Regions from separate parts of the Homo sapiens genome. Here region 2 is linked to region 1. Evidence: chromatin contacts called from ENCODE Hi-C or POLR2A ChIA-PET data. All regions are on one chromosome and are shown on one strand. Each heading gives the region's core, a stretch centred on a gene start or an enhancer-like site at or near the end of the contact. The rest is flanking DNA. Distances are from core to core; before and after follow the strand shown. Region 1 overlaps GNG2 (G protein subunit gamma 2). Region 2 overlaps NID2 (nidogen 2).

The links. Hi-C counts contacts between places; a loop is a spot of excess contacts on that map. ChIA-PET counts read pairs that join two places held with the same protein, here RNA polymerase II (POLR2A). Pooled maps may share reads with other maps.
Region 2: a loop to region 1 is called in a pooled map, with 2.2 times the contacts of the local background. The contact joins two enhancer-like sites. A Hi-C loop is called at or near these places in 1 of 50 pooled maps. POLR2A ChIA-PET finds 5 or more read pairs at or near these places in 2 of 52 experiments (T-cell and activated naive CD4-positive, alpha-beta T cell).

Annotation. Positions count from the first base shown.
Region 1 is chr14:51,901,509-51,908,294 of GRCh38, forward strand. The region is part of intron 2 of GNG2 (G protein subunit gamma 2); the gene reads left to right. Among named protein-coding and RNA genes, the nearest start is that of GNG2, 44 kb to the left of the region's middle. Within about 2 kb of position 4,288, at least 6 of the 41 ENCODE cell types and tissues checked have a DNase peak (open chromatin) inside an H3K27ac peak, as active enhancers do.
Region 2 is chr14:52,019,476-52,026,261 of GRCh38, forward strand. It overlaps NID2 (nidogen 2), which reads right to left. Exons shown (of 22, transcript NM_007361.4): 13 at 584-703. Among named protein-coding and RNA genes, the nearest start is that of RTRAF, 33 kb to the left of the region's middle. RefSeq lists an enhancer at 1,436-1,730. Within about 2 kb of position 4,301, at least 3 of the 41 ENCODE cell types and tissues checked have a DNase peak (open chromatin) inside an H3K27ac peak, as active enhancers do.

The DNA.
Region 1 (6,786 bases), core at 3,038-5,537:
TATTGAGATTATAAGGCATCTTATCATGCCACCCATCAGTGACCATGGCGGGGTAGTGGACATGGGAGGACGGCCAGCATAGATATTGACAGCCCCAGTAGCCACTGAGTGGTCCGGGAGGTGAGAGTGGAGGTGTGCATAGTGCCCTCCCTCTGCTCTACGTTGTCAGGGATGACAAAGCAGGCAGTGGAGCAGGTGGCATTGGTGGCAGTGTTTTGGAAGTGGGGGTTGGGGAGAATGGGGGTGCAGGGGCAGAGTCAGTTGGAGCATAGGCCCTCTGGGAGGCATTAGCATCCAGGTATATAATAACCCAGTAGTGCAGAGCCTGCAGTATGCCCAGGAGCAGACTGTCAGTATAACAGTGAAGTTATTGATGTGGTTATTACATGGTTTGAACAGGAGCATCACTTAGCTAGGTGATAGCTACATCAACTAAGATCACAATAACAATCTGTAAAAAAAAAAAAAAAAAAAAAAAAAAAAAGACCAATGATTTGGAAATTTCCAGAATATTTTGGAAATTATTTTCTCCATAATGTAGCATGTATATTTTAGGATATAGTTAATTCAGCAAACAAAAGAAATTTTAAATAGATTTTGATTAAATATTTTTGATTTTATCACATATTGATATTTTATCTTTCTAATTATTAAATATTTTTATTTTGAGTATGACTGTTATTTCTGGCTATATAAAAATTATAGTTATTTAACCAAACCATCAAAACTAAGAAAAGAGTAAATTGGGAAGATATTGAAAATATAATAGGTACATATTTGTTTTCTATATTACATAAAGTGCTTATTCAAGCTAAAAAGATGGCACAAGCCTCCTATAAGCAGATAGTTGAATTTTAACAGGCAGTTTGTATAAAAGTAAAGACAGGTGGAGGAGAGGTTCCCCCAAAGGCAGGGACAGTGTCTGACACAGGCCTGGTTTCCTGGTCTGCCTAGTAGGAGCTTGATAAATGTTAATTAATTGAATGAATAACTGAGTCAATGTATGAACAACTCTTCAACCTCACCAGTAATTAAGTAAATGCAAACGAAAACAAAAATGAGATATAGTCATATCTATTAATTTATTAAAATTAAAGAAATAGGCTAGGCATGGTGGCTCATGCCTATAATCCTAGCACTTTGGGAGGCGAAGGTGGGAGATTGCTTGAATCCAAGAGTTCAAGACCAGCCTGGACAACATAGAGAGACACTGTCTGTACAAAAAATTTAAAAAATTAGCCGGGCAGTGCACAACTGTAGTCTCAGCTACCCTGGAGGCTGAGGTCAGAGGATCATTTGAGTCTGGCAGGTCGAGGCTGCAGTGAGCCATGATTGCACCACTGTACTCCAACCTGGGTAACAGAGGGAGACCTCATCTCAAAAAGAAGGAAAAATAAAATAAAATCCAATGCAGGAGAAAGAAAAATTCAATGCAGGAGAACTATTGTGGAAACAGGAAAGCTAGTCATCACTTTCTGAAAGGACCTACTTAGTTTATTATAAGCAATCAGGGATACTTACTTTCTTCAACCTGTTTGGGGTATTTATCCTCAGGAAATGATGGTAAAGAAAATGAAAACTTTCTTTAAAATTGTTTACAGTAGAGCTATTTATAATAGTAAAAACTACAAGCAATTTACATACCCAATAGTTCAGTGAAATATAATGCTTTATATTTGAAATGATATATTTCATATGTAATCATTTCAAGTGATTATATTTACCTCCAGTTTAATGTTAATGAATCAACAATAGATATTAAATAAGATGTCTTTTAAACAGAAGCACACAGAAAACAAGGTTATATGTTGATTGGTTGACCAAAATGTTTAACAGAGGCTCCAAGCAACCTAACCCCATATTTTTGCTAGATGCAATGCTCTGTGTTTTTGGCAATTTATAGAACATAACTACCATGAATAACAAGAATTGATTATATTTAATATGTGGTTTGAGCAAGGGCGTGGACTTATGTGCTCACAGCTGCTCAAATATTATTGGTGATGTTCAAAATCTTGGGCAAGGCAGAAAGAAATCTGTTTTTGGGTTATTGTATTATTTTAAAAAAATACTTTCCCTATGGCAGTGAACACACACAGTTCCAGACCTCTACGATTTCCAGTCTTTTCTGGAGTTTTTCAATTCTCTTTTTTTCCTCTAAGATCAAGAAGAATATCATTATTTGAGTAGCATAGACCTGCACGATAAATCCTTAGAAGATGGCAGGGACTTTCACAGATGTACTCAATATTTTCCCTTGTGTCCCTGCAAGGTCAGAAAATGAAAACCACCACCAACTCTATGGTTTGGGAAGAACTCAGACAGTGACAGGGTAGCTGTGACCCAAATCCTAATCAAATAACCTTTGCTGCAAATAACAAGGACTCCAACCTCAGAGAATTTTGTTCTGTTCCCAAGCTGTATCCACCATGGGCATTCTTATAAAAGCAGTAGTCAGCAGCTTTGGTGAACTTTACCATAGAAGGAATTTCTCAAAAGGCATGCAATGCTCAGAGAATCTCAGGAGAGCTAGAGAATCTTCAGACATGCAGGATGGGTAGACAGAATAACACTCAAATCACACCACAGAGCTGATCCTAAGAAGGTACCTCGCCTGCCTCTATTGGATGCAAACACCACAGCTCACACAGCCGACACCTGACCCTGGGTGCTCAAAAACTGCCACTGGAATTGCTGCCACAGCTGTCTCTGAAAGCCCAGAGTAGCTGCCATCACACCCACATGTACCATCACTGATTCTCCACATTACCAGCTTCCAGTTCAGGGTCTGGCAGGAGCCTGAGTGTGTACCTGTACCGTAGCTGCAAGGGAGCCTGGGAAATGAATTTTAGCCTCTGCCTCAGAACCTAGGAAGAGAGAGAAAGGAGGGGCAAAGAATAGTAAAAGTGCCTTACCATCTTGCATAGGATGTGTTAGAATTCTTTACAGAGAGGGATTCACTTGGGGTTACTCAGAGCACCATACGGAGATGTTGTTGGGATGAACTGCCCTGGCCCACCCACTCCCAGCTAAGGCAGCTGCAGCATGATCTGTGCAGGGGCCTGGGCTTCACAGACTGATGTAACTGCTCTGTATATATACCCCTTTCACTCTAGTGTTGAGAAAGAGGGAAACTAGATGCAATGATTAAAAATATTTTAATACCAAACTTCAAGCTTTTTGACTCACTCATGCTCCAAAAACAAGCGCAACATCAAGACTAAAGGTGTTTGTGTCCACACCCATTGTGAGATTCAAGTTGAGTTTTCGGTGTCATATTTGTGTCTTAGCAAGTTGTCGATCAGCTTCATTTCTTTAAAAAATTATTCTTCGGAAAGCACTTTGTGCCCATTGATATATGAGACATCTTCAAACAGTCGCTACGTCTGCCTGATTGCCCAGTCAGCTGGGGACACACAGGACATTACGGTTTGGATATGTAGGTTCTGACAGATCTTGACAGATAAATGTAAATGGAAATATATCTACACTTAAAAATATTTTTTCTTTTGCCATTGTATTGAATATTTTTTAGTGTCAGTTTCTTGTTATGTGAGTGTGAGGAATTGTGGGAGATGGAGGAGTTTATATTCTCTGCAACTTCTGACTTGGTTGGCTCGCTGCATCCATGCTCCTGAATCACCCCATCACTCAGGGATTGGAAATAGTTTGTCCCAAATAACTATTTACCTTTCACTGTGGCTCCAATCTTGAGAAAAGTCTATTCTTGCTTCCTAGACACTTAAGATTCAATAATATTTGAAAGAATTATTTGTGGAAGTATATTTGTTTTACGTTTTTATTGTGAGATAGCTGTGGTTTTCAATCTTTAAGGGGGTTTATATTTTCTGTTTACCATATAAACGAAAACTACAGTAGATAAGTATCTTGAAAATAAAAATGATCATCTGTGTTAAAATTGCAATAAAATTTTCATCCTAAATACCTCACTACATGGTTTGGCTGAGCTTTTCTGACCATACCTTTAGATTAACAGTGAAAAAATAAAAATAAATTTAGGCACCTTAGATCCACCTTAGTTACCTTTACTCTTTCAGTCTGAATGACAAGACAAGTTCCAAAAGAGCAGAAGCTGAATTTGCCATAGAAGTCAACCATGGCAACAGAGGGGATATTCTTTGGCAGGGTGATATGGTTTGGCTGTGTCCCCACCCAAATCTCATCTTGAGTTGTAGTTCCCATAATCCCCACGTGTTGTGGGAGGGACCAGGTGGAAATAATTGAATCATCGGGGAAGTTTCCCCCATCCTGTTGTTATGATAGCTAGTGAGTTCTCACAAGATCTGATGGTTTTATAAGGGGCTTTCCCCAATTTTACTCGGCACTTTTCCTTGCTGCTGCCATGTGAAGAAGGATGTGTTTGCTTCCACTTATGCCGTTATTGTAAATTTCCTGAGGCCTCCCCAGCCGTGCAGAACTGTGAGTCATTTCCTTTATAAATTACTCAGTCTTGGGTATGTCTTTATTAGCAGCATGAGAACAGACTAATACACAGGGTACCCTTCGGTACAACAGAGAACTGAAACAGATAGCATTTTCCTTCTTCACCCTTCTCAGCTAATAAACTCAGGGGACTATTGCTATCACTTTATTGCACAGAAGTTGCTAGAATCTGGGCTTCCCAAATGAGGCAAGAATTTTTACTCTCTGCCTTTCCTACCACCTGACCCTCAGGGGCCCTGCCCCTTTCCTCCTGCCTCCTTCTTTATTTAACTATTTCATATTAAGCTTTGTTTTTTTAAAAAACCTACTAGGAATGAAGACATTGTGATACATTTTATGTACCATACTTACTGATATATAATGAGCCTATTCTCTTTTTTTGTTTAAAATTAGTATTCTGTAAATGTAAATTTATTCCTGAAGCATGATTTGGTTTAATCAATTTACTGAGTTTTTACTTTTACAGAGTGGTAAAACTGGATTAGAATGCCATTATATCTTAGTGAAGAATAAGAATTTTTTAACCTTGCATTGGCATCTCTAGAACAATAATTCCCAACACTTTGAATTGGAAAAGATTTCTTTTTAAAAGCATTTTATAAATCTCAATACATTATAGGATAAGAGATGTACTTTTAATATCCATTGGTTGAGAAAGCTATTAATTGTACAGTATTTTTAAATGAATTTGCAATTGATCTGTCACACTGGCATCTCCCTATAATCACGAAAATAGAACATATGTGTGTAGAATATATTTTGCATGCAGCCTGCTGGAGAATCTCTTTTTTTTTTTTTTTTGAGACGGAGTCTTGCTCTTTCGCCCAGGCTGGAGTGCAGTGGCGCAATCTCGGCTTACTACAAGCTCCGCCTCCAGAGTTCACGCCATTCTCCTGCCTCAGCCTCCCGAGTAGCTGGGACTACAGGTGCCCGCCACCACACCCGGCTAATTTTTTGTATTTTTAGTAGAGACGGGGTTTCACCGTGTTAGCCAGGATGGTCTCGATCTCCTGACCTCGTGATCCGCCTGCCTTGGCCTCCCAAAGTGCTGGGATTACAGGCATGAGCCACCGTGCCCGGCCGCTGGAGAATCTTTTACAGGGACTCCGTGACTTTATCACTAAGCCACGCTGGCAGCACAGGCATGACGGCTCCTGGATTTTATTCAGGCTGACAGCCACTGCCAAGTCTCCTTGGACCGAGCTAGCAATGAATTGATGGTGCTATGGGAGAAATTGGTTCCTTCCAGACATGCTGGCCATGCTCCTCTGACCTGTCATTGATTTGTGAAGTGCTGATTCATTCAGACATTTTTTAGTTATATAAAAATACATGTACAAACCATTTTAAACAGAAAATAAATCATCCTACAACTATTTGAACAGATATTTATGGCTGGATTCAAAAGCATTGAAATTAAGGGTCTTAAGTAGAAGTATAACAACGGTAATAGCAGAAGAATTTCTGCAGTGAGAATTCATTTCCCTCTCTGCATTTGGTGTTCAGCAAAACTAAACCTGTATTGAAAAGGAGTCCATTCCTCTTTCATCAGAGATTGCCTTTAGCAAGGAAACAATGGACAGCTTTTCCCAGTGTTCTCTCCTTTTCTCATTGTCAGGGTGTTCTTCTGTGACATTTAATTTGAACCACTGCCTGTCTCAATAATGTAACAATTTGATTGGGTCAGATAGAAAAGGTAGAAGTCTTTTTTAAACCAAAGGATTTTCATTTGAAGGTTTGATAACCAAATTTGATTTCTGGATCCTATGATCCCGGTGATGTCCCTTGGATTCAGTCCCCCTCTCCTCATCATTAGTGGTATCCTCCTGAGGAGAGAACAGAATACCCTACACTAACTTTAGTTGCTGGTCTTTACCGATTTAGGTTGGTATAAAGACAGAACCAATGTGAGACTAGGCTTAGAGTATAAAGTTAATATGTGCAGGTTGGGAAATAGGCACTAAAAATTATAGAGTTGACTGGATCCTGTATTAGTTATCTATAGCTACTTAACACATTAACCCAAACTTAATGTCTTAAAACAACAAACATCTATCTTCTAATAGTTTTGTGGATCTGGAATCCAGGATGGTTCTGGCTCAGGCGCCCTCACAAAGATGCAGTTAAGGTATTAGCCAGGGCAGCTGTCATCTGAGGCTTAAGTGGGCCTGGAGGATCTGGTTCTAAGCTCATTCATATGGCTGTAGGCAGGAGGCCTCAGTTTCTCTTGGTCGGGGCCTCTCCATAGACTGCTCATGACCTGGCTTTTCCCAGAGCAAGCGATCCAAGAAAGAGGGCCCAAGACGGAAGCCACAGTCTTTT
Region 2 (6,786 bases), core at 3,051-5,550, 120 kb after region 1:
AGGTCCCTAGCTGGCTCTAAGTGTAAAGCAGCCCGGCCCCTCCCTATTGTCATCTGGGGAAAATGAGGGATAGCGGTGGCATCTGCCCAACATCCCAAGAGACTCTGGAGAAAACAAGCCAAAGCTCATTCATGCCCTGAGGCCCACAGGTTAAGTCTGAGAAGCTGCAAGCCAACGGCACTCACCACTCACGAGACTGCACCAAGCTAGCCAAGCTCCTCTAACACGGTCGCCACGGGCTTAACCCTGGCTACCGGCGCATAAGGCTCTGCTTAATAAGCTTGATCTCAACACTTCATCCAAATTGCACTCATCAAGGTCAAGCAGATCACTAGGGCAGTTAACCAGAGGGGCTATGAGGTAGGACGATGGGTGGGTCGTCTCCCGCAGGCCTCCAGAAATGTTACGAATCAGTGAACTATCAGTAAACTAGGCAGCAGGAGGTAACCAAGGAAAAAAATCCACAGCTTGGAAAATCCACCAAGGCTCCAGACCAGGCTAAATCAAGAGTGGGCTGTCATAGAAAAATATCCTTGAAGGAGCTAAGAGATTCATGTGCCTAATCTGGCCCTCTGAAACTTACCAGGTATGCACTGAAATCCATCCCCATAATATCCGGGTTGACAACGGCAGGAGAAGGAACCAGGAGTATTGTAGCAGGTAGCTGCAGGGTGACATCTGTTTTCTGAGCATTCATCTACATCTGCAGAGGTCAGAAACAGAAGAAAGAAGCAAAGAACACTATGACTTCACTCACACAATCTGTGCGACTGCATGGGCTTTGGATATGTGGATCAACACCCAGTGAGGTGTCAGCTTCAGAAGACCTTTGAGCATGAGCAGAAAAATGCTGACACCTAAAGGTAAGCTTAATAGAAAGGAAGAAAAAAAATCAAGGAACATGTGAGTTAACACACTAGACTAAACGTGTTCAGTGTAGAAATCAAATGGGTAGTCGCTCACAGAAAAAAACAACACATCTTACAGCATGTTTCATTGACAGTGAATTCAAGGAAGTTATTACCTTTGAACTAACCTTTAGACTATAAGTCATTAACTTCCTTTCAGCAATGCTGCAATAAAGACAAATATATCCAACAATGGTTTTTTTTTCTTTCGTTGTTGGCACCATCTCCCTGTAACATTCGTCTGTAGATGCAAAGGAGCCAGATGAGGCCCAAATATTTTTCAGCTAAGAAGCACATTCTGTCTTGACTAATTAGAATCTTACTATCTAGAACCACACCCCCATTAACCAGGTATTTTCTTTACTTTCCACTTTTAGAAGAAATAAGAAAAAAATATTATCTAGGGTTTTGAAATAATACTTACAAAATGGAAATCTAAATTTGCCAGGCATATCAGTACAAACAATTCAGGCCCCTACACTCTCCACATAGCACCATGAGGATTAATTTTCACCATCATATTTCTCAAAACAACAAAATCCTGACACTTCAAACAAAAGCCAACTTACATTCCTTTTATTTAATGAAATCCGCATATGCCGACAATAGCAAGTCACCCACCCCTCCCATCCCCAGCAGAAAAAAAGCAGCTCTGAGAATTGAATGGTTAAAACTAACGCCCAAGGGATGAGATAAGCTACTTTAAGAGACAGGAAGTCTTTCAGAGTAAAAGGAGGATAAACAAAGGGTGTAGGTCCGATTAAGGCTTGGCTGAAAATAAAACAAAGCAGTAGTTCCATCCATAGTAATAACCAAGTTTCTTTAAAATGTGTGAATAGAAAAAAAAAAAATGTGGGATGGTGTGATCAGTGTGAAACCTAGAAAATGAGAATGTGTTGCATCAATACGGTGCAGCCCATGGTAGAGACACATCAGCATGGGAAGACAGATATTTGAAGCCCTAAATTTGATGTGAATGGGTTGGGAACAGGGCTAGCTCCTCACCCAGGCTCCCATGACCCACATGGAACCTCTTCTAGAGTTACCTGCACCACCCTTTGTCCAGACCACACTGTCACTGGGTCATCCTCTAATAACTAATGTGCTTTCTCGAATACCATTAAGTACACACACTGGGCATTAAGCGTAGGTGTTCTGTTCCCTAGAGAGGAATCTCTTATGTTATAATTAGAAGGTAAGTATTCTGCTTATCTTCTGTCTCTGGGGAGTTTAGTCAGCATATATCAGTTCCTAGGAGTCCTCCCCCAAAAATTCTGAACTCAATGCAACCCATAGAGTCTCCACCCAGGTGAGTGGTTGGCCTCCCTGGATACCATCATTTCGCCTATAAAGGCAAGAAAGCAGATATCAATTCATCTGCAAGGGTAGAAACAAACCAGATTGGCTCCTCAGTTACCCTGAAATCAACCAATGTTGTCATAATTATCCCTGAGCTTGGCTCTGCCTCTTCAACAGGACAATTCAAATGCCCAGCTGGGCAAAACTGGTGACCATCCAATACCTTGGACCTGGAATAGGCTGTAAAACTGGCTGTAAAACTAAACCTGTAAAAATTAACATTCAGCCGAATGCAGGAAATTAAAGCTATTCACAATACGCATGCTAAAAGTACTTCTAATGGTAACAGGAACCCCAAGCAATGACAGGAAGCAGGAATTCCTGAGACACAGGGCCTATTTCTGGAGCCCATGGAGCAGTTTCTTATTGTTACTTTTGAACTCAAGAGAGAGGGGATTCCCCAGAGCTACCAAATAAATCAACGGTGTGCTTAGAACCTTCAGCCTAAGAATTCTGACTCAATCTGAAAGACCAGCCTTCCTCCCCACAGATACTGTTGGCATCATCAAAGATACTAAAGTTCTGGGTAGACAGAAACTATTAGAAATGACCAACAAGGAGGAGAAAGTCCCCAAAGAGACTGAAGATATCACAAGTGAGAAATTCCTGCCCCAAAGATTGAGACTCCCTGAATTCGCAGTCCTGACTCCTCCTTGGAGGGCCTCTCACACCATGATAGAGACTAGAGTCCCGGGACCTGGGCATGCACAGGACATCAGATGTCAAGAGAGAAAACATGGAAAGACTTTCAGCCCCCTGGCAAGGGAGGAACTTTATTGGAGAAGGAGAAGGAGGCCACTGCTTATGCTTAGTCATTACTAGCAGGGGCCTGTAGGGACTGCTATAAAGACAAAAACGTTCAAGAAGTCGTAGAGCCCCTTTATCACTCAGGTAATGAGAGGTAGCTTAATCTCAGTGCAATCCTACACTCTATTAAGCTAGTAAAGAACCTGTTTGGAAAATGTGTTAAAAATCCTTCGAGTTCATGCTTTCGTGCTTCAACATCCTTCTCACTGCCCAAGTACTGAGCAAAACCAGCAGGAACTGTTGGATGATAAACCTAACCCCTGGCCTCGAGTTCCCCCAGGCTCCCGCCCCTTCACCACTGCCCACTTGCCTTTGAGCCCAGTGAAATTTCTTGGCATCAATTAACCTCAAACCCATCCCAGATCCCAATAAAGGATTCAACCCACAGGTCCCACTCTCTCTCTACTGCACAATCTGTTCAATTGGGCACCCTGCTGATTGTACCCCTGTATGGCATGTGGTGAACCCACTCCAGACCTGTAAGTGTAATAAACTACTTCCTTTCAAGCTTCATCCTTGCCTCCTCCTATAACCACACTGATTTTACCATACCATACCCAACATCTACCTACATTCTTGGAACAGGAAACCTGGCCAGGCACATAATGGAGATCATGCTTTCGTTATCAAAGAAGAGAGAAGCTAGGCCGGGTGTGGTGGCTGACGCCTGTAATCCCAGCACTTTGGGAGGCTGAGGGGGGTAGATCGATTGAGCTCAGGAGTTTGAGACAAGCCTGGGCAACATGATGAAACCCCATCTCTACAAGAGATACCAAAATTAGCTGGGCATGCTACTTGGGGGGGCTGAGATGTGAGGATCACTTGAGCCTGGAAGGCTGAGGCTGCAGTGAGCTGTAATCACACCACTGCCCTCCAGCCTGGGTGATAAAGTAAGACCCTGCCTAAAAAAATAAATAAATAAATAAAAATTAAAAAAAAATAAGAAAAGAAAAAACGCCAGGAAACCCAAGAAAGAATAATGTCAGTATCTTCCCTCAGGCCCCTGAGTAATGATGGCTCTGGGTAATGGGCCATCTGTAACCCAGCTTCCTCCACTCACACTTGCTCCTCCTGGGAAGGTCCCAACTCAAGACAATCTGCTTTTGCACCTGGCCAAGTCACAACAATCCAAAAGGACAAACATGTCTGAGAAATATCCAGCTCACACCAACACAAGTTTGAAATCACTCCAGATTGAGGGAAGCTGCAGAGGATTTAACTCTACTTGGATAAAAGCCTCCTGGCTAGTGACTCAGACCAGACTGAGAACCCAAATCCAAGTGCAGCCTCTCCAGGGAGCCGGTTTTTTTAACAAACTATGGCTGGAGAAAAACTCCCACACCCCCTTATTGTTAGTTTGATGGAGTAAAAGAGCATGTGCTTTAACAATGCATAGCACCCACAAAATACAGCCTCTGTTCTTTGGTCACTGAGACACATGTACCCTATGGAATGCCTTTAAATATGCACACATACACATATATTTCAATATTTATTCTTCAAGTTACTTTCATGATTAGCCTAGCCTGATTTATGCATGGGTCTTTAGGAAAATGACCATTCATTCTCTACTACTCCACAATCTGAAAGTTTAGAAGACAACTACATGGTAAGTGGCTGTGGTAGGCAGCCTCTAAGATGGCCCCCAACAGTCCCTACCTAGTGGTATTCATGGTCTTGTGTAATCCCCACCCTTTCAGTAACTTGCTTTTAATTAATAAAGCAACATTGAAGGGATGTCATTTTTGTGATTATGACTTCCATCTTGCTAGCAGACTTTCTCTGGCATTAATAAAGTAAGCTGTAGTGTTAGAGAGGCCCAAGTGGCAAGAAACTGAAGGCAGCCAACAACCAGCAAGGAACCAAGGCTTTCAATCCAATGGTCCTCAAAGAACCGAATCCTGCCCATAACCACGAGTGGATCTTTCCCCAGTTAAGCCTTCAGATGAGACCACTGACCCACCAGACACTTTGACTGTGGCCTTGTGAGAGATCCTAAAGCACAGGACCCAGCTGAGCCATTCCCAGGTCCCTGGACCACTGATATTAAATGTCTATTGCTTGAAGCTGCTACATTTTAGGGTAATTTATTATACAGCAATAGATAACCAATACACTGGGGGAAGCACCTGATGGGTTTGGCATATTTTTAGTTTGTAGGCTTTGGAAAGAATCCTAAAAGCAGAGAACCAGAAATAAAATAGGGACAATTGAAAATGACAAAAATAGGGCAAATTAAAAAATGACAATACTTAAATTCCCAATATGGAAAAGTAGTCAATTTCAGAGCCCTAACATGACCCCAGAAGGTAATCAAAGTCTTGCAGGACAAGTAGAAGAAAAAAGGAGGGAGAGAATCATTGTAGAAGTGATCAAAGCATGCAGCATCTAATCTAAATTAATATTCTGATTAACACTCATCATATCTAGGCTGAAATTAATTTCAACTTCTTTGCTTTAAACCAGAGAGCTAAGGAACTAAATATTTTAAAAGCACCATCTCTGCTGATCTGAGCAGCCAGATGTTTAAATAAATTCTACAGACAAGATTTTTCTCAGTGGATTCACATTTCTTAGAGCTGGTACTAGGGTTAAACCAAACAAACGATGTGTTCCACACGAAGGAAAAGCATCATTCCCACTGTCAGGCTTTGGCACCTCACCCTGAACTCCATACCTGTAGAGGGTATCTGTAAAGAGTGTATCTATTATAGATATACTCAATGTTTTCTCACCAGTATATCTATGACAGATGGAGCTCCTGGCTGGTTAAGTGGGACAAACATCTGTGAATTACAAATCTACCTCATTCTAATTGGGAAATACTCTTTATCTAGAGCTAGGGGTGTTTATTCAAGAGGTCCATAGTCTTCTTACATTACTGGGCCTAATACCAAGACACACAGGAATCCCAACTGAGGGTTACCATCTGTATTAGTCAATTTCCTGTTGTTTATAATAGAATATCTGAAACTGAGTCATTTCTAAAGGAAAGGAATTTATTTCTTATAGTTCTAAAGGCTGAGAAGTCTAAGGTCAAGGGTTGAAATCTGGTGATGGCCTTCCTGCTGGTTGGGACTCTCAGTAGAGGGCTGAGGTGGTGCAGGACATCACATGGTGAGGGGGCTGAGTGTGCTAACATGTTATTTTAGGCAGGCCTCCCTTCTTATCAAGCCTCTAGTTCCATTCCCAAGATAACCCATTAATCCATTGATAGGGGCAGAGCTCTCATGATCCAATCACCTTTTAAAGGCCCTACCTCTCAATACTGCCACAGTGGAATGTAAGTTTCAACATGAGTTTTGAAGAAGACGAATATTCAAGCCATAGCTTCAACTTTCAATACCACCACCAAAAGTATCTATTTAGTGAAAGAAAAAAATAAAAGGGCTGAACTGAGCCACGGCTTTGGGTTAGTTCAGCATAAATTGTTCGAGAAAACCATGCAGCAGAGCTTCTGTACAGCACAAGTGGAAAGAGTAAGAATGAGGCTCAGAAACCACCATGTGCACTTGCCCCATCCAGAGAGAAGTGGAGGGCTGAGCTGCTGTCACAGTGACCTTTGTTCTGTCAGTAACACATGGCCTCAGCCTGCTGTCCACTCAGCCCATCCTGCTGAAACCAAAGGGGAAAAAGGAATGGGAGAAGGATGAGAATCAAACATCTGGTGAGGAGGAGGGAGGCCCGTGCTATTCGGATCTGGTATAAAGCT